Regions from separate parts of the Mus musculus genome. Here region 2 is linked to region 1. Evidence: chromatin loops called from intact Hi-C (ENCODE). Cell type or tissue: gastrocnemius. All regions are shown on one strand. Each heading gives the region's core, and the rest is flanking DNA. Links, peaks and the distances in the headings are about the cores only. Region 1 holds the start of Gm39988 (a long non-coding RNA gene). Region 2 overlaps Specc1 (sperm antigen with calponin homology and coiled-coil domains 1).

The links. Hi-C counts contacts between places; a loop is a spot of excess contacts. Peaks named below come from ENCODE experiments on the same cell type or tissue, not always from the same donor. Only the 100,000 strongest peaks of a DNase experiment are listed, where the experiment ranks them.
Region 2: it touches region 1 in a loop (9-fold over the local background); 30 of 42 quality-filtered maps call a loop at or near these places.

The regions. Positions count from the first base shown.
Region 1 is chr11:62,040,804-62,053,259 of GRCm38, reverse strand. It overlaps Specc1 (sperm antigen with calponin homology and coiled-coil domains 1), which reads right to left. Exons shown (of 15, transcript NM_001281818.1): 3 at 10,185-10,317. It overlaps Gm39988 (a long non-coding RNA gene), which reads left to right and starts at 2,836. Exons shown (of 5, transcript XR_003949695.1): 1 at 2,836-2,991; 2 at 3,905-4,005; 3 at 7,815-7,981. In gastrocnemius, for the core only: CTCF peaks have their summits at 5,269 (motif pointing left) and 8,405 (motif pointing right); DNase peaks (open chromatin) are centred at 4,999, 5,259 and 8,429.
Region 2 is chr11:62,122,620-62,135,075 of GRCm38, reverse strand. Specc1 (sperm antigen with calponin homology and coiled-coil domains 1) reads right to left here. Exons shown (of 15, transcript NM_001281818.1): 5 at 6,669-6,876; 6 at 3,173-3,246; 7 at 2,622-2,800. It overlaps Gm39985 (a long non-coding RNA gene), which reads left to right. Exons shown (of 3, transcript XR_879913.2): 2 at 2,597-2,837; 3 at 5,229-5,513. Among named protein-coding and RNA genes, the nearest start is that of Gm39985, 18 kb to the left of the region's middle. In gastrocnemius, for the core only: a CTCF peak has its summit at 7,203 (motif pointing left); a DNase peak (open chromatin) is centred at 7,184.

The DNA.
Region 1 (12,456 bases), core at 1,650-9,649:
AACCTACTAAGCCATCTGAAATCCCTTAACCATGGTCCATTTCACTAGAACATTTAATTACTGATCAGAACATTATAAATAAAGTAAGCTGGCAAGAGCTAGAGTGTGCCACACCTCAGCCCTGTCCTGTTTCCCTGAGGGAGGGAGACTATTTTTAATGATGGAGATGATACTCTAGTTGCTCTACATAGAGACACAGGAGCAGCTTTGCAGAACACGATTACCCTGAATCACCTCAAAATGGAACATGGAACTATCCTCCCCTCAAAGGAAGTTACCCACCTGTTCTTGGTAGTTCAGAATGCCCTCCTGCAGCACTGCTTAGCGCGGCTTGCTGGCTGGTGCTGTCAGTCTCATGTGCAGCAGTTTCTTCTGACAGAGTCTATACAGTGTGTAGGCATTCCCCTCCTTCTGAGGGAGCCAGGGGCCTGCTGCTCATCCACAATGCTACTTCATTAGGATCTGGTTTCCTATTCTTTCTCTTCTATAGTTCAGGTAAGGCATTAATTTTTTTTTCAGCCACATTTATAGACTCATCAATTTCACTTCAGGACATTAAAGGATGCTTTTACAAAATGTCCACCATGCAGAAAGAAACTGAGCTACAGGGTGAAGCCTCTATATGAAGCACCTGCCGAGAGTCATGCAGGATTCCTTTGCTTTTGACTACACTTCATGGAGGACTATTGTGATGGTTTGAATATGCTTGGCCCAGAAAATGGCACTATTAGGAGGGGGCCTTGTTGGAGGAAGTGTGTCACTGTAGGGGTGGGCTTTGAGAGACCATCTTCCTAGCTGCTTAGAAGCCAATCTTCTCCTGTTTGCCTTCAGAACAAGGTGTTGAATTCTCACCTACTTCAGCGCCATGCCTGCCATGATAAGAATGGATTGGACTTCTGAAACTCTAAGCCAGCGCCAATTAAATGTTTGCCTTTATAAGAGTTGCCTTGTCATGGTGTCTCTTCAGAGCAATGGTTACCCTAACTAAGACAACCATGCATGGGAAATGGCCAAAGCTGGCTAAGAACAATACAAGTAAGGGCCTATGGATGTCCCCTCCCTCTTTAAGATTAAGAAAGGATATCCTGACATAGGTTACAGGTTGGATGGACCTCGAAGACACATGTCAAGAGATATATCACAGAAGGACATACATAGCATGACCTCAGAAAAGCTATAACAGCTTACACATAGGGACAGAAGATAGACGAGTGGGTTAGGGATTGTGGGAGGAGACTGAGTTGCAACGCGGTGTATAACAATGTCAGTGAAGCCATGGTAGCAGGAGCTGGAGAAGCCAGCTGATCTCATTGTATCTGCAGAGAAGAAGCAAAGTACTGAACTGGAAAGACAGCTCAGCAGTTAGGAGTGCTTGCCCCAAGTCCTGAGGATTGAAGTTTGGATCCCAGCACCCATTAACAAGCCAGGCACCCCACCCATGCCTGTACTCCAGCTCCAAGTGGGGCAGATTCAGGAAGGTGCTGAGGGTTGTTGGGTTCTAGGCTGTTATGTATAACACCCCGAGGGACCCAGTGACAGCAGGGTGCATCATCACTAGCATCATGACTAACAGTCAAGATGTGACACCTTCCTACGGTTGCTGCGAGCCTCACATCCTCCCCTGCAAATGAGCCACATCCCCTTATAACAGGCCAGTGCTTCCTCCTCCTCTTCACTGTCTTCTTCCCTCCACCCTTGCCCAGAGGAGCCTCTGTACAACCTCTCCCCAATAAACCTCCCACATAAGATCTGACACGTGGTGTGACTTTATGGTGTCCATTGCTTAGATCATAACACAGGCTAGCTCAGGGAGAGACCCTGCTTCAAAAGAATAAGGAGTGACAGAAAAGGACACCCGATGGCCTTCTTCTGACCACTACACACACGCAAGTGTGTTCGTGCATATACATACAGGCACAAACACCCCAGAGATTGATTAGACAGAGACAGATTAAATAAATAAAAATTTTAAAAAGCAATAAAGAGAAGCAGAGAGTGATGAATGCTTGTATTCAGTGGTTTCCCCCTTTTCAAGCAGACCAGAACCAGAGCCCAGGGATAGTACCGCCTACTCTTAGGGTGAGTCTGCCCACCTCGGTTAGCCAGATCAAGATACTCACTAAAGCCTAGAGGTAAACCTAGGAATGCCTCAAGGGTGTGTCTTGTCTCCTAGGTGATTTTAGATCCTGTCACAAGAATTCTAGATCCTGTTAAGTGTACTTTTCATAATTTGAAGACACATTAAGCATAGGAAAATGAATTTGAATTTAAATTTGAAATGGGTCTTTTACTACAAAAGCGTATTCATTCATGATTAAGCGGTCTTTCTGAAGTGTGAAAACAACGAACTCATTCTTAACCCTGCTATCTTGCTGACTTTCCAGATGGACTCTGACCTTTGACCTGCCCCACCCTCTCGCTCAATCCTACACCAGGGCTCCTTGGAGCTCAGAATGAACTCATTCTGAGGGCATGGCCTCCAGCTGAGCTCATATCTGAGCTGAGGCCTGTGTAACTCTCCCACCACCTTTACCACAGCAGTTGAGGCACATGTGGCCGGTGATCTTCCTCTATCCCACCCTCTCTTCTGGCTGCTGAGGGGATAGATCTCTTCCATTTTTCACATTCCTGTAGCAGGGCCTGGTTCCCCCTCTTCCTGTTATCCACAGCTGACCTCAGCCAAACTCTTAACTGCTGACTTCCTTGCCTCGGGCACTCTTCCTGTGGGAGTGTTCCAGGGTCTAGCTCCCTATCCCATCCTATTGGCTGTCACCCCCAACACCACCACCACCATTTTTTTTCCTACACCTGCTCCCACAAGCCACCATACCCTAGTTTCCTCTAAGCCTCTGTGGCTTGGTCCCAGCATTTCCTGGATGTGGATGGAGACAGTTGGCTCCTATCTGCCTTTCTGATCTGTCTTCTGGCCTGAGGGATGAGATGGTACTGCCTCATAGAACTACAGTAAAGAAAAACCGGAGACAGCACACAGTAAGCAGTGTCGGCATGGGAAACAGTAGGTCTATAACAGAGGGAAGAAATGGGGGTCCCACACTGCAGTGAAGCCTGCAGCAGGAAGGAGTCCAGGATCCGGCTCTGGATCTTAGTCTGGGAGAGCTATCAAGTCTGCCTGAACCTCTTTCTCTTCATTCCTGAGGAATGCTGAGTATAGCTATATACTATGGGGGAGGGGCCAGCACCTAGCTGGAGCACAGGCTAGACCTCTCCTCTGTTAGCAAGGACGGGCATCATAGGTCAGAGCCAGTTCACTACAGAATGATGGCTATGTGTCCTGTGAAGTCACAGATACCTTCTTGGAAACGGCCTTAAAAAATAAAAAGTATGTAGCCCTTGCTGGCTGGCCAAGAGCTCACTATGCAGAGTAGGTAGGTTAGAACTTGCAGAGACCAGAGCTGCCTCTGAGTGCCAGGATTAAAGGTGTGCCTATTGTGACTTTGGAATCACAACTTTGCACTCAATAACAAAACTAAGATGTCTAAGATTCCATGAGCAGTGGAGTGTAGCTGGATCAAAGCAGTGCTTAAGCTTAATTCCTATTTAACTTTTAGAAAGCACTGGTGTCAGTTAAAAATGGTAGGATTCTTTCCTGTCAGCCCTCCATGTATGATGTGTGGCGTCATCTCCATGAGCTCCCCAAGTACATGAGAACCAGTTCTCAGTCATCCATTACATGGCCACAGGACCTTCCTGGCCATGCATACACACATCCCATCCCTCAGGGTCCCATTGCTACTACCATAAGCAACAATCTGACCCCATGTGGATCATATAAGCTGCCAGGAGATAGGACCACAGCAGTGCAATTCATAACAGCCAAGAGGAAGAAAGTGAGGGGATGTGGTAAGAACATACACCACAATAAAATCTGGCTTTAAAAAAACAGGAAATGCTGGCACATGTGGCAACATGGATACTGGTGAGGACATCTTATGGAATGAAAGAAGCCAGCCTCAGCACACACTGTGGTCTATGCTGAGGAACCAGGTACAAAGACAGACCCAGAATAAGAGTTGTAGGGGCTGGGTGGGCTGGGTGTTGGCTGAGCACAGGGCTTCAGTTCTCTAAGATGAAGCGGTTTGGAAAAAGATGGCGTGAAGGCTTGTGTGGCAATGTGGATGTGTGTGGGATCTCTACATTCACACGTAGGGCTGTAAGGGAGCTGGGTAGCAGAATGTACGTCCAGTGTCTGCAAAGCACAGCAAAAAACAAAACAACCACAATGGCATCTGTGAAGGGAGTGGGCTACATTCTTAAAAATAGCTAAAAGAGAGCCAGGTGTGGTGGCGCATACCTTTAATCCCAGCACTTGAGAGGCAGAGGCAGGCGTATTTCTGAGTTCGAGGCCAGCCTGGTCTACAGAGTGAGTTCCAGGACAGCCAGGGCTACACAGAGAAACCCTGTCTCGAAAAACAAAAACAACAACAACAAAAACTAGCTAAAAGAGGACCAGCAGCTAACCGCACTAGCCACCAAACCTGACAACCTGAGTTCACACACCAGAACCCACGTGGGAAGAGAACTGACCCCCATGTCTGTCCTCTAACCTCAACGTGTGAACTACGAGAAATGCACGCACACATTCATGAAATAAAGGAATAAGATATGCCATTTTTAAAAATGTCTAAAAGAGAGAATTTTATGTGTGTTTATGTGCACAGTAAAGAAGATCAGGGCATTACTAGGCTGGTTGGCTTTACTCTTCAAAATATACCCAGAGCCTGCCTGCTGTTCCAGCTCCCAGCCTAGCCCAGGCTGTAATGACTGTTTCCTCGTTTATGACAGCAGCTAGCCATCTGGTCTTCCCAGTCCACCTGTCTACTCTCAAAAAGCAGCCGAAGGATTTCTTAGGGCATGAACTCGGGGGCTGTCCCTATTCCAGAGGATCCTGCAGAAGTCACCCATGCCTGCCTGCTCTGCCGCTGGTTCTTCTGTAGCCCCTTCTTTCTGCTCCCAGACTGTGCCAGACACTGGTGGGCACAGGCCATTGCCCCAAACTGTCAACCCTGCCACGGTGGTCCTTCCCAGCCTACTGTCTCCCTTGATCATGTTCTCAGAAGCTCGGGTAGCTTAATGGAGACAGAGATCTTTGTCCTGGTACCCTTTCCCCAGAACCGTGCTGAATATGGAGTAAGTGTTCAGACATATTTGTTGATTAAAGAATCATTATTTCTGAAGGTAGCAGCTCCCCATAGAACCAAGACTCCAGCTTATCAGTATTTTGGACAAGGCTGCCACCTGGTGGCTCTCGTCTACCACAGCAGTCGCTTCCCTGAGTCCTGTTGACTTGAGAGGTAGCTCTTGGCACAAGGACTCTAAAAGTTCCTTACTCTGCAGCTCACATTTTGGGGAGAACACACACATATAAAGGGCACTTCAGGGATAAGAGGAAGAAGATCTAACACACTCAGATCCACAACATAAAGTCCAAAAGTGAGTGCTCAAGGTGGACATGTGATAGTTCAGACCAGAGCCCTAAGTCTGCCTGAGGAAGAAGTATCAACAGGTCTGAGAGACCATTGGGAGGGGAGGCAGGCAGGGGAGCAGATGGCAGGGGAGCAGGGAGCAGGGCTGCAGGTGGTGGGCCAGACCTAGTAGGTGCTCCATTGATTGTTCTTGTTGAAGCAAACTCTAGCAGTACTATAGGGAACAGGGGAAACTGGGCACCGTCTTTGAAAAATGAAAAAGAAAAGATATGAGCCTCCCACCCTACGCTTATGGAAGCAACTCCCATCCTGCCTACCATGTGTCAATCACTGAGTTGGTGAGGTTCAGACTGAGCGTGCAGAGGGGCCTGAGATGTGATACTGGCTAGTTATAGGTTTAGAATCACAGTGCAAGGCAAATCTAAACAAAGAAATGGTGGGCAGGGCAGGTAATAGGCCAATGACCAGATCTACTCACACAGGATACATATAAACTGTCTCTGCACCTGTCCTAGGGGCTTTCCTTGTCCCTGTGACAAGCCCAGCAAGGAGCAACTTAAGGAAGGAAGAATTAATTCCACTCATGGCTTGAGGGTACAGTCCCTCGGGGCAGGAAGGCACGCTCATGGAAGTGTGGGTGGACATGTTGCATTCAGGAAGTGGAGGGATGAATGCTGGCATTCTGCTCGCTTGGCATTCTGCTTGCTTTCTCCTTTTATCTTTTTTCATTCAGTCCAAGACCCCACTTCATCTAGGTGTCTCCTACATTATTCCAATCCAGTCACATTTGATCATGAATATTAGTCATTGCAGTATCATACACACACACACACATACATGTATGTATATATACATACATACACACATATATACACATACATATATATGTATATATATAGTTTAAAAATAAAAAATTAACCAGGAGATAAACTACTATACTTGAAAGAAAACAACAACAACAACAGTACTACCTTCTATGCATCAGAGCAAACAAGTCAAAAGTCTGTACCCTAAGAGTAAATGGCATTAAGACACCTTCCCATGAGCCTCTATGTAAGTTACAAGCTTGCCTAACTTTTAGAGATTATCTACATGCTGGCAGCATTTCCTTAATTTCCTAGAATTCACAGATGAATTTCCAGAGAATTGCATTACGTCTTGCCAGCATGTAAGACGATCTCTCTCTCTCTCTCTCTCTCTCTCTCTCACACACACACACACACACACACACACACACACACACACACAGCACTCATGTTGAATATAAGCAGTAGACGGGCTGGGGTGTAGGTCAGTCCTAGAGCAAACACAGCACCTGAAGAGCATTGGGATCCAGCCTGAGCATCTGTAATGTGCTGAGTCAAATACGTACTAATACAAATGGAAAACGTTACGGGTTAGGAGGACAGATCAAGGGCTAAACCTGTAAAGGGCTTGCCACACAAACATGAGGACCTGTTTCAGTCCTCAGAATCCATGTAAGAAAGGCAGGGATAGCAGGCCAAGCCTGTAATGCATATAAATAGTGCTCACTGGGCACACAGAGGCAGGAGGATCCCAGGGCCTCACTGGCCAGCCAAACCAACAAGCCTCAGGTGCTGCCAAGCTGTCCAAACTGTCATAAGCAGTGTACCTGCTCTCTGTACCCATAGTCATGGTCGCAAGGGTTACCTGTTTGGGATTTTCTCACCAGGGTGCGCCATAGAGAGAGTTATTGTTCTGACTAGTAGCTCCTCAACTACAAGGGAAGTTTACTATTTTTCTGTGGAATAGCCACTTCTTTTTTATATGAGCTACACATTGTTCTGCAGTTTTCTTTATGGGTTTGAATAGTCTTTACAAACTTGCATATATTGTAAATAATCTCTTTAGCATCTTTCAAAAGTATTTTTTTTATTTTATGTGTATGAGTGTTCACCTTCATACATAGGAGTGCCTGGTGCCTGTGGAGGACAAGAGAACCTGTCAAACCCTTTGGGCCTGGAGTTACAGATGGCTGGGCACTGTCACATGGGTGCTGGGGGCTGAGCCCAGATCTTCTGAGATGGCAAGTGTTCTTAACTGCTGAGCCATCTCTCTAGCACTCTGCAGCTTTTTAATGATGGAAGCCACTCTTCATCTCCTTTATCCCCACCACAGGTTAACTCTCTGATGCCTTATTTTCAGAACTTGTATTATGTCTACAAATGTGCTTGTGGTATTCATGTGCATGTGTGATTGCATGTGTGTGCACGTACAGATGGGCGTACAGGTGAGGAGTGTTGCTATGGAAGCCACATGAAGCACTGAATGTCTTCTGTGATCGCCCTCCACTTTTTTTTTTTTTTTTTTGGTTTATTTTTGTTTGTGTTTTTTGTTTTTTTGACACAGGTCTCTCATTGAACCCAGGACTCACCACTTGGCAGGCTGGCTGGTCAGCAGGCCCTGGGAATCCACCTGTCTCCACTTCCCCAGTGCTGAGGTGACAAGCAAGCACTGCCTCATTTGGCTTCACACATGGGCACTAGGCACAGAACTCAGGTCTTCATGCTTGCACGGTAAGCATTGTACTCTCCCACATCCCTGTGACTTATTTTTGTAAGAAGAATGAGATGAGATCCAGTTTTACTTTTCAGGGTAATCCAGTTTTAACTTAACTTCCTCTATTTGGCCTTTCTTCAGTGCTGGGGATTGAACTCAGGGCCTCTTACCTGCTGAACTAAAGCTTGACCCTGAGCCACACCCACAGGCTCCAACTTGCCACAAACCACCTTTATTTACCCTGTACCAAATATGCTCGTGGATCCTGGCTGCCCACCATGGCTCCACAGTATTGCCTCTGCTTACTGTGGTTAGTCTTTGAATTGCTCTTCCTCAGAACTTCCCTGGGATGTTGCTAGATCCCAGCAGAGACCTACCCAGTCAGTCAGGACACTCTGGCTGTCCTGTACATTCTCCGATTAGCAGCATCTCTGCCCTCTATCCACTAGGTGGAAGTGTAGCCTCCTAGTCAGGACAACCTAAATTCCTCAGCCAGGCCTGGTGCTTGTTGGCTGCTTGTTGGCTGCTCCCAGTTCCACACTGATATGTTAGTTAGGATGCAAATGAATTGATGAAATCATGAGACACCCTTATTGCATTTAATACGTGGCACTACTGAATTTAGTCTTTACTATATTTAACTTCCTATCCCAAACCCACGCATGTCCTTGCCTTTATTCACAAGGACATAGTTGTGCTCTTCAAAGGGGTGTTAGACTTCTCTTAAATGTGCAGGCTCTTAAATAACTAAATTTATTGCTCAGTGTGCCACCTTCCATCCTTTCTTACATGAGATCATTTCTTCCAACATTATATTTTCTAACCAGTCACTGATCAAAGAACTATTCATTTTTTTCTTTCAGACAAGGCACCATGTAACCCTGGCTGGCTCTGAGCTCCTGATCCTCCTGCCACATTTTCTGAGTGCAGTTTATTTGTTTTTGGTGTGAAGTCTCTGTCTTACCTAACTAGGCTTGAACCTGTGAACTCAGGAGACACCCCTGTCTGAGCATCAGGGACCACAGGTGTGTGTTGTCACATGCAGCAAGACACATACTTCTTTGCTAGAAGTGCTCCCCCACACGCATCCTGTCCAATGGTCTATCAAGAGTTTGTTATTAAATCAGGATGGTGGCTAAATCTGACAGCTCCATCTCCCATATCTATCGAGATGACCATATGGCTTTTCTTTGGCCTATGATATGCCTGGCAGATTATAAAATGATAACAATCATTCATTGGCTCATCTTTAAAAAAGATTGAATTGTATCTTATGTATATGCATGTTTTGCCGACATGTATGTTTGTGCATCACATGTGGGCGGTGCCCATGGAGGTCAGGAGAGAGTGTTGGATCCTAGAGTTACAGATAGCTGTGAGCCACGGCGTGGGTGCTGAGAACTGAACCTGGTCCTCTGGAAGAGCAGCAAACACTTAACCACTGAGCCATCTCCCAAGACCCTCATTCATTCATTCTTAGATGGCACAAATCCGCTCGGTTTTGCTGTCTGCTACTGCCCTTTTAAACTTTTTTGGACAGCATTTGCTAACATTTTAATGTCTTGTTTTGGTATTAATTTTGAGAACAAGGCTGGCGTTACTTTTTAATTAATTACTTACTTTTAGTGGCATCTGTTGAACTTCGGGAACACAGGATTACTCGGTGAAGATAAGCTTACTTTCATTTGTTGTATTTAATATGAATTCAGTCTTTAAAACAGCTAAGTCATTATACAGAAATATGGGCCCTTCTTACAACCAAAGCCACATTCAGTCCTCACATTAAACTTCCTGAAGGAAGAATAAGTTAAAATACATCTTTGGAATGTGATATTTTTGTGACATGTGTCAAAGGCAGAAAGTGTAGCACTCGCTTACACGCATCATGGTTAAGGAGGACCTTGGCTGTTCTTCATCTTGGGCCTTTCCACGATCCACTGCCATCATTGCCAGCACCCAAGATGGCCACACACACACACACACACACACACACACACACACACACACACGAACACACGAACACACACCGGTGACAAATGGACTCCTGGGGTGACAGGGCAAACCGATGCTTTTCTGTTTTTCTGCCTGCCTCCCCAGTATACAGACTCTGCAGGAAAAGACTATGCCCCCAGAGCAGCTCCAGGCCAGGGCGATCAGAGGAGGGATCATGAGTCAAAAAGAGCTTCTACAAAACAAGCTGGCCGGGGAGGTTCCTCCTACCTGTGTTGCTCCTCAGGCGGCTCTCAGTGAGCTCAGAGATGGCTCCGGAGGTTGAGGTCTTCTTCAGTCTCGCCACCCCTGAAGAGGCACTTCCAGGTTTGTTGAGTGTGTCCTCGCTGCTGGCCCTCTTGAGCTAGAGAAAAGTGGGAGAGAAGCTGAGAGGGCAGACACGGTGAGGAACTCAATGCCCACCAGGGCCAGTAGTTTAGGTAGAATAACAGAGACTACGCAAAGGGAAAAGGCACTTAGCTCAGCCCCTGATAGCATGGAGCTACACTCTGCCTTCAGTGAATAAGTTAGGGGGCTAACATGACCTCTGATATAGTAGTAACACTGATCAATCCATTTTAAGCCTATAAAACCTAACTAGACTAGAACACGTGAAGGAGAAAAAAATCTCAGATGACTCCATCAAATTCCTGCACTTAAGACAGAAAGAGGGCCCTCCAGCTTGAGCAAGAGTCACCTGGTGCTACACAGTATAACCAACCCTTCACGTATGTGCTCACCACATTGAGGCCCAAAGTCTTAACAGTCCAAAAGTCCAAAGTCTCTATTGAGACTCAGAGCATCTCTCTAGCTGCTATTCTGCGTACATGTTCATGTTTGTACACGAGTGTGCACATGCATGTAGAGGTCAGAGAATAACCACTGTACACCTCGTTTCTGATGAACGGTCTCATTGGCCTAGGACTTGCCAAGTAGACTAGATTGGTTCATTCCAGTTGTCAATATGACACACTTGGGAGAGGGACCTTCAATTGGCCTGTGTGCATGTCTGTGGGACACTTTCTTTTTTTTTTTTCCATTTTTTATTAGATATTTAGCTCATTTACATTTCCAATGCTATACCAAAAGTCCCCCATACCCACCCACTCCCCCTTTTTGGCCCTGGCGTTCCCCTGTACTGGGGCATACAAAGTTTACGTGTCCAATGGGCCTCTCTTTCCAGTGATGGCCGATTAGGCCATCTTTTGATACATATGCAGCTAGAGTCAAGAGCTCCGGGGTACTGGTTAGTTCATAATGTTGTTCCACCTATAGGGTTGCAGATCCCTTTAGCTCCTTGGGTTCTTTCTCTAGCTCCTCCATTGGGAGCCCTGTGATCCATCCATTAGCTGACTGTGAGCATCCACTTCTGTGTTTGCTAGGCCCCGGCATAGTTTCAGAAGAGATAGCTACATCTGGGTCCTTTCAATAAAATCTTGCTAGGGTATGCAATGGTGTCAGCGTTTGGATGCTGATTATGGGGTGGATCCCTGGATATGGCAGTCTCTACATGGTCCATCCTTTCATCTCAGCTCCAAACTTTGTCTCTGTAACTCCTTCCATGGGTGTTTTGTTCCCAATTCTAAGGAGGGGCATAGTGTCCATACTTCAGTCTTCATTCTTCTTGAGTTTCATGTGTTTAGCAAATTGTACCTTATATCTTGGGAATCCTAGGTTTGGGGCTAATATCCACTTATCAGTGAGTACATATTGTGTGAGTTCCTTTGTGAATGTGTTACCTCACTCAGGATGATGCCCTCCAGGTCCATCCATTTGGCTAGGAATTTCATAAATTCATTCTTTTTAATAGCTGAGTAGTACTCCATTGTGTAGATGTACCACATTTTCTGTATCCATTCCTCTGTTGAGGGGCATCTGGGTTCTTTCCAGCTTCTGGCTATTATAAATAAGGCTGCTATGAACATAGTGGAACATGTGTCCTTCTTACCAGTTGGGGCATCTTCTGGATAAATGCCGAGGAGAGGTATTGCTGGATCCTCCGGTAGTACTATGTCCAATTTTCTGAGGAACCGCCAGACTGATTTCCAGAGTGGTTGTACAAGCCTGCAATCCCACCAACAATGGAGGAGTGTTCCTCTTTCTCCACATCCACGCCAGCATCTGCTGTCACCTGAATTTTTGATCTTAGCCATTCTGACTGGTGTGAGGTGGAATCTCAGGGTTGTTTTGATTTGCATTTCCCTGATGATTAAGGATGTTAAACATTTTTTCAGGTGCTTCTCTGCCATTCAGTATTCCTCAGGTGAGAATTCTTTGTTCAGTTCTGAGCCCCATTTTTTAATGGGGTTGTTCGATTTTCTGAAGTCCACCTTCTTGAGTTCTTTATATATGTTGGATATTAGCCCCCTATCTGATTTAGGATAGGTAAAGATCCTTTCCCAATCTGTTGGTGGTCTTTTTGTCTTATTGACGGTGTCTTTTGCCTTGCAGAAACTTTGGAGTTTCATTAGGTCCCATTTGTCAATTCTCGATCTCACAGCAC
Region 2 (12,456 bases), core at 3,086-11,085, 80 kb before region 1:
CAATTCCCTGAATAAGATCAACTATTCTGACTCTAAAATAAAAGCATAATAGGGAGTGATGGCATGTGCCTATAGTTCTAAAAACTTGGGAAGATGAGGTAGGAGAATTACTCAAGTTCAAAACAAAACAGTCTCAAACCATTCAAAGCATCATCATCATCATCATAATAATAATAATAATAATAATACCCACACGTTTGAAAATGTACTGGGACTAAAGATGACTAATGGGTTAAATTGTATCCCACTTTGTTCTGTACTTCTGCCCAGACTCCTCATTTGCTTACCTACCAGCTGACTCTATGTGATTCCTTTAAATGCCCACTTACACAGAATGAGAGTATGGACTGCAAGCCCTATGTTACAGTCATGCTGCTATATGGATGTTCTTCTCTTGACTCAGCTGTGCTTGCAAGACCTCATCAGAGAACCCTCTGCAAGTTCTCTGGCTTTATTTCCTTCATGAATAACCCTAGGGTTCTTATGAGGTGACTGTCAAAGTCAAATTGAAATGTCAGGCAAGAACTTGTTCCACCATGGAGTCACTAACTTGTTTCGGGAGCTTTAAGGCTTTGGGTTGGTTTCCAGTTTTGCTCATATGGTAGGTTCAGGAAGAAGCTGAGTTACCAGCCAGTAATTTTCAAAAAGTCAATTCTTCAAGGAGCCACTTGTGAGAAGTATAAAATCCAGTAAGAGCCTATCAGCAGCAGTTGTCCCATGTCTTGCCAAGTGGCAGGCAAACACTGAAGCAGAATGGTTTTCAGTAACACGTCCACTCTGATTGCTGTCAGTTCTAAAGTTTTGAAAGGTTTTATGATTTGAGTTGCTAGATTTGAGTAGTTGGTTTAAAATGTTCAGGAAAATAAAAATTGGCACATGCTTTTAAAAGAAAAATGAAGGAGACAGAATGTAGCACACAGAGCCCTACACTTTCAGGACACAGGTGAAGGTGTCCCATTACCTCGGAGTTTCAGCAGGGATCTGTGAACCTATGCAGGAAACGCAGCATCTTGTACAATAATCTATGCACAGTCACCACAGAAATGTAGAGCCTGCCTTTTATAAAACAATAATTTTTAAAATAATGCAAGTAGCAAGTAATGCAAGTTATGGTTTGGTTCCTCTTCCAAAGGCATAGAATGTGGAAGCACGGCAGACAGACAATGATAGCAGGCACAAAGGCAAATAGAGGACCCTGTGATCATCTCAGTAGGGGACATCAGAAACCTTCATTTCCTACTCCCCTTCTGACTAACACAAAACAAAACAAAACAAAACAAAACAAAACAAAACAGCAACAACAAAAAAAAACCCCAGAATCATCGTGTTCTTTGGTGTCCAGAAAATAAAGTTGGACTATGAAATAATGGTCATGACTTTCCAAGACTGCATGAATCCTTCTCGAGCCAAACAAAGGAACAGGCCATAACTGTAACTGATTTGATAGACAATATAAAAGACTTCTAAAAAAGAGAATTGTGAGAAGAATCTAGCTTTCCAATGCTGTAAAACCCATAACCACTGGTCAGACCCTAAGGCTCAGGAACAAATCAGCAAGCAGCGCCTCTAATCCCGGAACACAGAGATTAAGGCAACTTCCATAAACTTACATTGAGAACCCACTAAATTTGACTTTAAAAGACAGTATTTTATATTTGAAAACATTTAGAAATTCAAAATAATTTCTGAACACTCAGAATTCTCAAAGCTCCCATTAGGCGAAGATACCACATTACCGAATGCCAAAAATGCTGTAGATAATCTGTAAATCTGTAAATCCTACTTCAGTTTTAAATTTCATTGATCTTATGGGTATGAGTATTTAGTCTGCATGCATGCCTGGCACCCTCTGAGGCCAGAAGAGTGTATCAGATCTCCCCTGGGACTGGAGTTACAGATGGCTGTCATCCACCATGTAGTTGGCTAGCAATCAAACCTGGGTCCTCTGAAGAGGGCAGCCGGCATTCTTAACTGCTAAGCCATCTCTCCAGCTTGAATTTTCCATACCAATCAACTTCAAGTTTGCTTTAGGAACACGTTCTTAAACGTGATTGGGCAAATGTATTGTGAGGCACCTGGGATGGGGGCTGGGAATAAAGCTTGGTGAACTCACTATGGATCTCAGGATAACTTGAACTCCTAGCTTTCCTGCCTGTCTTCTAAGAGCTGGGATTACAGGTATCAGGCACCACTGGATCCAGCAGACACACGACTTTTGTTGTTTCTTTGTTTTTGTTTACAGCAGGGATGCAAGGTAGCTTGGACTCCCTATTTAGACCTTGCTGGTCTCACACTTGCGTCTATCCTTGTGCCTCTACCTTTCTGAACTAGCCCATGAGATCAGAAATCACGAAGCACATTCCTGGGCTGGTAGGAATGGCTCCTTTATCTGATGGCAGTTTTCCTCCATGAAGTCATTTTAGCTTTTTCTGATGTAGAGACTTTGGCAAGTTATTATTTATGAGTGTGTTCTCCCTATGCTGATGAATACTAAAGTCTATCAGGTGCCCCTTCTTTAAACATATGAGAACAGTTGGCTAGATTTTTTTCCTTCACAAGAAGCAAAGCACTGACTATGTGCCCATTTGATTCACAGAAGTGTGGCTCTTCCTGTGACCCACCTGCTGTGCCCCTGTATGTCTCCCAGCTCCTTCTGCAGCCTGGCATTTTTCTCTTCCTCCTCCAGCAACCTCCTCTTCACAGTGCGCAGCTCCTGCTGAGCCTCACACTTGATGTCGTTGGCCACTACCACTGCAGTCTGTAAGTCTGCCTGGAATCGCCTCCATTCTTCTGTTTCCTCCTGAAAAGGACAGACTCCACGTTACCTCAGACACTAGGTAAGTGTGCTGGGGTCTCTATGTAGGGGTTTCTGAAGCTTAGTTCCTGAAGAATCAGTCATTAGGAAGCTTAAGCAGAAAGACTTGGCTTTAATGGTGCCTCACTACTTGAAAGAGACACAAGAGGTAACTCCTTGATGGCAAAGAGTTCTTTGTAACTAAAAATTGAATGATTGCTTTAGTTTCATTTCCTGCCAGAAAAAAAAAAATGTATGTTGGAGATGTTCTGGGAAAAGCTGGCTGGAGAGTGTAACAGTACCTTCCCAACATCTCCAACCTAAGACAGGAGTACTGCCCAGTAAGATGGTAGAGGAGACTCCTGGTCTGCGGCTTACCTTTATCTGTTTTGTTAGCGTCTTTAACTGCCGCTCTAGGTCTGACTTCTGCTCCTCCAGCTTGATCACACTGCCTAAAAGGAAATGAGTTAGACAGAGTTACAAAGATGAAAGGCTCCTGCACAAGGTGAGCTGAGACAGCAGGCTTAAAAACCCATCCCACTACAGTAAGTTATGTTGTAAGGACTCTAAAGACAGAACTAGAAGCAGTCGTCCAAGAGGAAACCAGATGGCATGACAGTGGTCCTTACTTAGGCTATAACCCAGAAGGTCAGTTGTACAGCTCTCCTGCAGCCCTATGGGAGGAGGCTTCAACAGTCATGGGAAGTACACCCCTGCCTTGGGCCTCCCTGCCAGTCACACAACCTTCCTGACAGTCTTTATTATTGAGATACAGATGGCTTTGGTGTAAAAGGAGATTCTCCTGATTATTACTCCTGTGACTTTGAAACTAGCCTCTAGGATCACCACTCTTAGCCACAGGTAACTCTGAGAACCATGTATGGCAGATATGTAGGCATAAACTCTAGACCCTCGGGCCCAGAATCCCTGACAACAGCCAGGATCTGGGCCCTCATAGATTAGAACAACTCCAAGGTGGCACACCCACCTCTTCCTAATTAAGAACCAATTCTGTCCCTTGTTCTTCCTGCCTCCAGTTCTCTCTACATTGCAACCAGAGCCATTTAGATTTAAGTATCAATATGTTAATCACCAAGCAAAAATTCCTAGTAGTTGTCTATTAAGGATATGAATCAAATCAGGCATAGTGGTACATACTTTTAATCCTAGTACCTGAGTCACAAAGTGACTTTGTCAAAAAAAAAAAAAAAAAAAAAAAAGGAAGTGAGGAAGGAGAGGAGAGGAGAGGAAGGGAGGGGAGGGGAGGGGAGAGGAGGGGAGAGGAGGGGAGAGGAGGGGAGAGGAGGGGAGGGGAGGGGAGGTTGGGGAGGATATGAATCAAATCCCCAGGGAAGGTTAGAATGCACAGTTACATCCTGCCCCAGAGGTTGTTCTGACTCAGCTTGTGGGGACTGGGGATTTTCGTTTAGGGTCAATGTCACAGAGTAAGAAGCCCCCTCCTTTATTTCTTCTTGTTTTGTTTGTCTTTCAAGAAGTTCATGGCAGGAAGGGATTAATCTAAGGCTGGTTTTGAGTGTCGCTGTCTTCCTGACACAAATATACTTTAATAATACCTTAATATCTCTGTCAGGAGTTTAAGAGCTTCTCAGAAGACGGTCTGTGTTATTTTCAGTCTCAGATATATTATGATATAATCACTAGATTCAGGCCTGAAATTTGCTCTGGACATTAATTATACACTTGTTTTCTTGGTGTGTCTGGGCTGATTTTTAGAGATTTAGGGACAATACAACCTCCACTGTGCTAAATCACAAAGCAAAACAAAACAGGGCTTGTCCCCTTTGACCTTGTTCTTTACAAAGAGGGTGCTATGTTTGGAGACAGGCCATGGCCAGATATTTAATTGCATTCTCAAGAAGTGCTATTGAACCTGGGTGACACTGAGTGTCACTGCTCTACAGTCCATGACAAAGGCAACGAACAACGGGCACTGTCACTCTGGTATTAGTCAATTAATCCAGCCACAGAGCACACAATCAGCTCCCCTCATAGAAACCACTGTGCTCAATCAACAAGGAATACTGAACTGTTGCTCCCCACGGAAACAGTGTTGGATTCCTATAGGCTTCTGGTCACAGTTTTCACCATCTAAAATGCTATTTGCACACCAGAATCCCTGTTCCATATGCATCAGGATGCCTTTTTTTTCCCTCTCTACTTTTTGCAATACTGAATTGGTATTTTAAACAATTTTCTGTAGCTTTCTGATCTATGCAACCTTTCTTGCCTGCAAGCATCCTTTCCCTTATGCCTAATCAGTGTATAATGAATGACAGTTCTGCTGGCCCTGGGCTAGGTTACAGCGAATTCGTTTTGTCTCTGGCATTGTGACACTATTGTCCAGGACACTGTCAACTACAGATCTTCATTCCATGAATCTCTAAAGTTCCTTGCTTTCCCATCCTTTTCATAGCTTCAACATCAGTGAAGATGTGTCACTGTGCATAACCGGCATTTCCCCAGCGCATCAAAGAAGCCTAGTGTTAGGATGGAAGAACGACCGTCTCCTCTGTGTGGATATCCTGGACTGCTGTCTGACACTGAACTCATGTTCACCATCACGAAAGCTCAGGCCTGACCAATGTTATCTAACACACCTATTTCTATAGATACCATCACAGCCTTCTGCACCTAGGGACAGTAGACAGCACTTCAGCATCGTATCTGGGAGCATTTCAAATAAAAACCATGAAAAAAAGTACAAGAGTGTTTTCTTTTGTTTTTAAATAGGATTGTTATGTTTTAAAAAACCCACTTGCAGGTTGGAGAGCTAGCTCAGTGGGTAAAACACATACTATCAAGCCTGGCGACTGAGTTTGATCCCTGGGAACCGTGTGGTAGAAGGAAAGAACCAATACCCACAGCTGTCCTCCCACCTCCACAGCCAAAATAAATAAAAGGTAAAAAACAAATATTTTTAAAGAAAAAAGAGATCCTTGTACACAGCATCATAATTCAGACCAGAAAGTAGAGGGTTCTTGAGCTTAATCTCTGCGAAGAACAGAGGTTTTCCTGACTTTCCTCTGACTTTTCACCTCTTTCCATTTTTCCCAAACCAGGAAGGTGTTGTAAGCACCAATCTAGGGATACAAGTATATTCTAGTGAGCTGGTGAATTGGTAAATTCAGGAATGCAGAATCTGTGAGTACCAAGGCTGGCTGTACATGACAGAAAACTTCTCAGGCAACTAAGCTCATCTTTGTAGTAACTAGTGCCCTACAAATCTTTGTTTTTTAAAGTCTTTTGTTACAAAAGCAAAACTAACTAGGTGTGATATTTGATAAGGTTGATTTAGACAAAATAAAGGAAGTTTAAATCTCTTAAAAAAATGTCTTTCCCCATTCAAGGGAGTGAGTTCCTAAAGCCATATACTGATGTGTCTTTGGAAACCAAGCAGCTAACATCTGTGAGAGATTCCCAAATCCTGCCACCAATGGGAACACGCTGGACTTGACCACAGGCACAATGGTTTGCTTCACTCTGAGTAGATCTCATCCATCAGACAGTGCAGGCAACACACTGTTGATACAAAGGCAGTAAATAATTTACTCTCAAACCCTGAAGGCCATCCGTAGGGGAAAACGCCTCCCACAGTCACAGCAGAATTCAAAGACGGCTTGGTTGTCTAGAGGTGGAGGCTGCAGGAAGCTGCACAGGTAGGTACATCTAACCCTTCCCAAATGCACTGCCTCTTTCAAGAGTTGTGGTCTTCTCAGAGATTAATGCTTGTTTTTTAAGTTCTCTTAGGGAGTTGATACAGGGCTCACAAGACAGGCTCTTCTGACACCCTGGCCACCAAACATCCTTAGAAACCCCTTTGTCGCCGCACCCTTTTCAGGCTGACGCCACTTACCTTCCAGCTCACTGATGAGCTGGTTATTGTGTAACTTGACGGCGCGATGCTGCTCCACCTGGTCTTCCAATTCAAATATGGTCTCTTTCATGTCTTTGATTTCTGCGTCACTTTCTGAAGCTTTCTCTTGTAATTTTAGGCTGGTTCTGCTCAGCTGTTCTGCTTGATGATCACAGACTTCTTTCAGGTACGAATAATCTTTCTCCATCTAGAGAAAAAGGAATATTGTGTCAGTTTAACAGGAAAAAAAAACAAAAACAAAAACAAAAAACCACTCTCACAGGTCGGTAGAAGACTTGCTGGATGCCCTGGCGTACGCCACTCCTTGCTGTTTTTAGTCTGGGCACAGCCAAGGCTATAAATGTTAAAAGATGCACAATGTGTCCAAAGGCCTGGATTCTGTGCCCCTTTTTATAAGCAGAAAGCAAGGGCCTCCTAGTACAGGCAACTCTTTCCCTTCCCAGGGCAGAACAGGGAAGCATGAAAACCTGGCCACTCTTCACATTCTCTGCAGAGCAGCGCCCTCTGCTGGTGAGATTCAATATTCCTGCAGCCTGAGCCACAGACAGATCTCAACCTTCTTTGGAAGAATAAAACGTGTAACATAAAAATCTGAATGTTCTGGAAACAGAAAATACTCCCATTAATTTTACCTGCTCAACTTTAATTACACACATAGAAACAAGATAATGATGCACTTGAGCTTAACAAATTTTTCCATATTTGCCGAATCTTTTAATTCAATAAAATGTGTTAATGCCTCAACTTTTCTTTCCATTTCAGCAAGTAACAGACATTGTTTTAAAGTTGGTGTGCGGTTATTCCATGAAGAGTTTCCCATGCTTATTACATATGTGTATAAGTACTTGATAATATATAGGCTTGAACAGGTATTATAAAACTTTACACAACTGGTTGTATGTGTGTGGTGATTTGGAAGTATTACACTGCAGGGTGTAATATGCCTTTGTCTTATACTGACAATACTTATTATGCTATTTCAACATAATTTTAAATGTTAGTACATGCAGATGGATACATATTACAGCAGATTATGTGTGTGTGTGCATGTATCTTCACATGTATGTGGGCAAGTGTGTGGGTGCATGTGTTTGTACAAATGAATGGTGGTCAGTTTGACATCAGTGTCTTCCTTGATCACTCTCCATGATAGATACGGAGGTAAGATCTCTCACTTGAACTCAGAAATTTTTTATTCAGCTAGTCTAGCTAGTTGGTTTGCTATGGGAAGTTCCTGTCTTTACCTCTTGAGTACTAAGATTATAGGCAAGCTATCATTTTACCCCGCATTTACCTGGGTGCTAGGGATTCAAATTCTGGTCCTCATAGTTACACATGCCCACATACATGTGAAAATGCATCTACCACACATACAAATAACCTGTTGTAATATGTATCAATCTGCATTTAAAATTATGTTAAAATAGTATAATAAGCATTGTCTAGTACATAGAATCATCCACTGAGCCATCTACTAGTTGGCACTACATTATTTTAATTACCATATACTGGAAATCCACTGCCTGTAAACCCCACTTTATTATTATTTTAAAAATGCTACAATAAACACTGCCCCTTTTCTTTAGCAATTTAACTGACATTAATAAATAGGTAGGTATTTTCCAGGCAACATAAACTTGATATGCAATAGATTTCTTTCTAATTTTTTTAAGTGTGGGGACTTTGCATCTAATTTTTTTTCCCAGTTGCAGTTCTGGCTGGGGACGCTATAGGAATAGGGATCTGGTCGACTTTATTCACAACAGTACACAGAACCCTCTCTCTGCACATGCACAGTGCTAGGCATGGAGAAAGGACTTAATGTGCATGTGATGAATGGATGAGTAAAACAGTACAAGGCGATCCTGTGATGTTTTCCACTTGGTAGGTGGGACAGGTGAATGGATGGATGGATGGATGAGAATATGAGGAACAACCTCAGGACCAACAAACATCATTTAGCCCGAGCTAAAAGTCATACTTCAGTTACAAAAGCCTGCGGCTCTGCACTGTGCATACATACCACTGCAGGCTGCTGTCAAAACTAAAGCTGCGGAAGTATACCAAAATGGCGAAGGGCACAGAATCTGAAACTAAATGCCAAGATTTAAACTCCAGTTCTACCAAATCAAGATTTGTGGGGTTTTATTTTATTTTATTTTATTTTACTTTACTTTAAGATTGCTATTTGGAAAGAGTCTCTTTATGTAACTTAAGCTGGTTAAGTACTCAAAACTGAAGTTCTGCCTCAGCCCCTAGTCCCGGGACTACAGCATGCCGCACCATACATAGCTGAACCTTGTATTCTTTTAATTCCTTTGCCTCAGTTTCCTTATTTGAACAATGGAGGTTTAATGAAATAATGTATTTACAGTTTATTAGTGACTGGTACAGTTTAACTTTGCCTTATATAGTAACCACTCAATAAAAACTACTTCCTTCTTCCAGAATAGCCTTATGTCTTATGCATAAGTAAGACATAATAATGTGCCGGGCGTGGTGGCGCACGCCTTTAATCCCAGCACTTGGGAGGCAGAGGCAGGCGGATTTCTGAGTTCGAGGCCAGCCTGGTCTACAAAGTGAGTTCCAGGACAGCCAGGGCTACACAGAGAGACAACAACAACAAAAAAGACATAATAATGTGAATCACAGTAAATATAGGTCTATTTAACCATGAGAGTTGGCTGGTGGAAAGTCTTCTATCTTATCACGATTACTTCATAATACATAGAAAATGACTTTTTTAAAAGTTGAGACACATTCTATTTTTTTGTCTTTTTTAAAAGATTTACAGATGGTTGTGGTGCACTTGTAGGTGCTGGGAACCAAACCCAGGTATTCTGGAAGAGCTTAACCGCTGAGTCCTCTCTCCAGCCCTGAAGCCCTACATTTTAGATTTTAGAAAGCTACTGTCTGAAAGGCAGCCTTGGAAGGTAAACTTTGAGTCTTATGGGCTCATGGCTGGACTCCTCAGGCAGAAGCATGTCACCTGGAACCCAGAAACATGCACAGGACTAGCAGGGAATACTAAGGGCACAGAGTAAAACTGGGCACTATCATGAGGAAAGTGGCCAAGCATCCTGAATGAGGTCTCTGAGTGCATCTGAGACTGATGACCCTCAGAGACTCTGGTTTTATTTCCTATACCTCATGATCATGAACACCAAGGGGTGGCATGCATGGGGAGGGGACAGAAGTACAGAGAGTCAGAGCTGATGAGCCTACAAATCATATCTTGCTCCATATCTACATAGTCCTGGCTGTCCTGGAGCTCACTATTTAGACCTGGCAGACCCACTTGCCTCTACCTCCAAAGGGCAGGGATTAAAGGCCTGTGCCACTACACTCAGTCAAAAAACTTAGTTTTTTTAAAAGAGTAGTTTTACCATTTCATCTCATAGGGACAACGTTATTATTTTCAGATTATGTTTGTTTTATAAATTAACAAACATATATAGGGAAATTATTTTAAAAGAAGAATGTGGGCTGGAGACATGGCCCAGAGCACATACAGTTCTTCCAAAGGACCTGATTTTGGTTCCCAGAACCCACATTGGGTGGCAACTCCAGCTCCAATGATCTGATGCCCTATTCTGGCCTCCACAGGTACATTCACACAAGTGCCATATCCACACACAAACACAAATAAAGAATTTTAGAAAATTCAGCAACCAAACAGCAGAGAACAAAGCCCTGTATTTATGACCACCGGAGTTCTAAAATGCCCTTTTTGTGATCCTAGCCTTTCTGCTGCCTAGCAATGCAAACTTTGAGTTTAGTTTTTCTAATTTGGGAATTCCACTTTCAGACATCCAAACTTGGTTTTTGGTGAGTCTTTTGAAAAACAGAAGTCACTCCCAAGCTCTGCAAGCATCTTTCATCTTTGAAAACTAACTATTTAGTCAGATTCAAACAGATCACCACGATTTCTCAGTAAGAGGACATCAAGAGTCCTCCCTGATTCACCAACAACGACTAAACCCAGGTAGCGACCTAGTAAGCTGTGGTCAGACCAGGCTGGAATCTTAGCAAATGTCACCACTTCCTCCAAGCTCTGGGACATTTTTGAACTTGGGGGAAAAGTTCTGTTGCAGGTCAGTTTCCTTGGAGAAGGACATGTGCACATAGGAAATATTTTGAGGAGTGCTCCTTAATCTCAGTGTGGGAAAGCCATGAAGCAGTGGAGTTTTGACACTATCTCATGATGGCATCCACTGACCCTTCTGGGAGAGGGCCACACCTAGCATTACCTTTATACTGACCCAGCTGTAAAGGCCCTGGTCTCTATTTTCTCAATGAATTAGCCATATGAAACACTACCCAGAGAGAGCCATCTTGGAAGGGGCTCCAGTTAGGTTTGTCATTGATTCTCAATAGTGGAGTAAAAGAGAGTGGAAGCCTGGGTGGAGACGAGAGAAGGTTGTGTTGCCATATACTTATCTGTAATCTCTCCCACAGGAGAGACAGGTATAAATAACTGGCCGTGATGGCGTTAGAACTGGGTGACTGGATTACGTAGAATAATGATTTTTGTAACATGAATCCATACAGTCTCCTTTAGTTTATCATGATGAACTAGCACTATGGACATCAAGCTGGAGATCAACTATGAATCAAGCCCTTATCATAGCTCAAACTGGCCCCAGGACAGAGAATGTAGAATAAAGCAGATAAGGAAACAAACCTATGGCCAATATAACATTATCACCAATACATAAGGAAGCAAAAATCCATTACATTAAGAGTAAAAGCATGGTGTGAGTTGAAAATGGAGTCTAAATATTTTAGTTTACAGCTGGGTTTAGTAGGTTCTGATGGCAAAGACAGCATCTTGAAAAATGACTCTGCCTTTGAGAAATCATTTCATATTCTATTCAAATAATCGTACACAAATTACAGAGCAGGACAGGATTAGAGCTAGGTCACTGCAATAAATTCTAGTAACATTGAAGTTGTGTCAAGAGTTCTATCAGAAATGAGCACATGGAGGAGGTGCAGCCCAGAGGAGGAGGTCTGGCTCGTAAAACTGCTGCTTCTTGTGTCCAGATGTCAGCTCGGAGGCTTTGTTTTGGCAGCATCAATGATGAGTCCAGGGCCTTGCCATGTCCAGCCAGAGGAGTTGACCACTTTACTAAATTTGGTTATTATAATGTCCATTAAGTAATTTTGAATACTAAAAACTAAAAAAAAAAAAAAAAAAAAAAACCTAAACTAAACTAAAAAAAAAATTAGAACAGGGAACAAAGAAGTTACAAGTTTTTCCTACCCCTTTCTCTTCTTTAAAAATTATTTCATTTTTATATGGAAGAGTATTTAACCTGTATATATGTCTATGTACCATGAGCATGCCTACAACCCACAGAGGCTAGAAAGTTCTCAGACCTCTGAGAACTGAAGTTACAGACAGTTTTAAGGGCCATGTGGGTGCTGGGAATTGAACCCAGGTCTTCTGGAAGAGCAGCCAGTGCTCCTAACCACTGAACCCTCGGGCTAGTCCTCTCCGACCCTTTGCAACAGTGCCTCCTCCAATCAAGTTTAACTTTATAAAACTCAGAATGTACATCAGGACATTACTATTAGATACATTTTTACTGTTTCTAAAGGGAAGGAGGGGCAAAGAGAAGCACAGGTCTTGACACAGGAGGCACTTTGGCCTAGAAGCTGAGCAGCCATCAACATGAGGTCAGTGACTGTAGGGACAGGAGCAGAAGAAAGCCTTGGTGAGTGTCTGAAGATTGTTCCTGCTCCCAGATAGCTCTCCTCATGT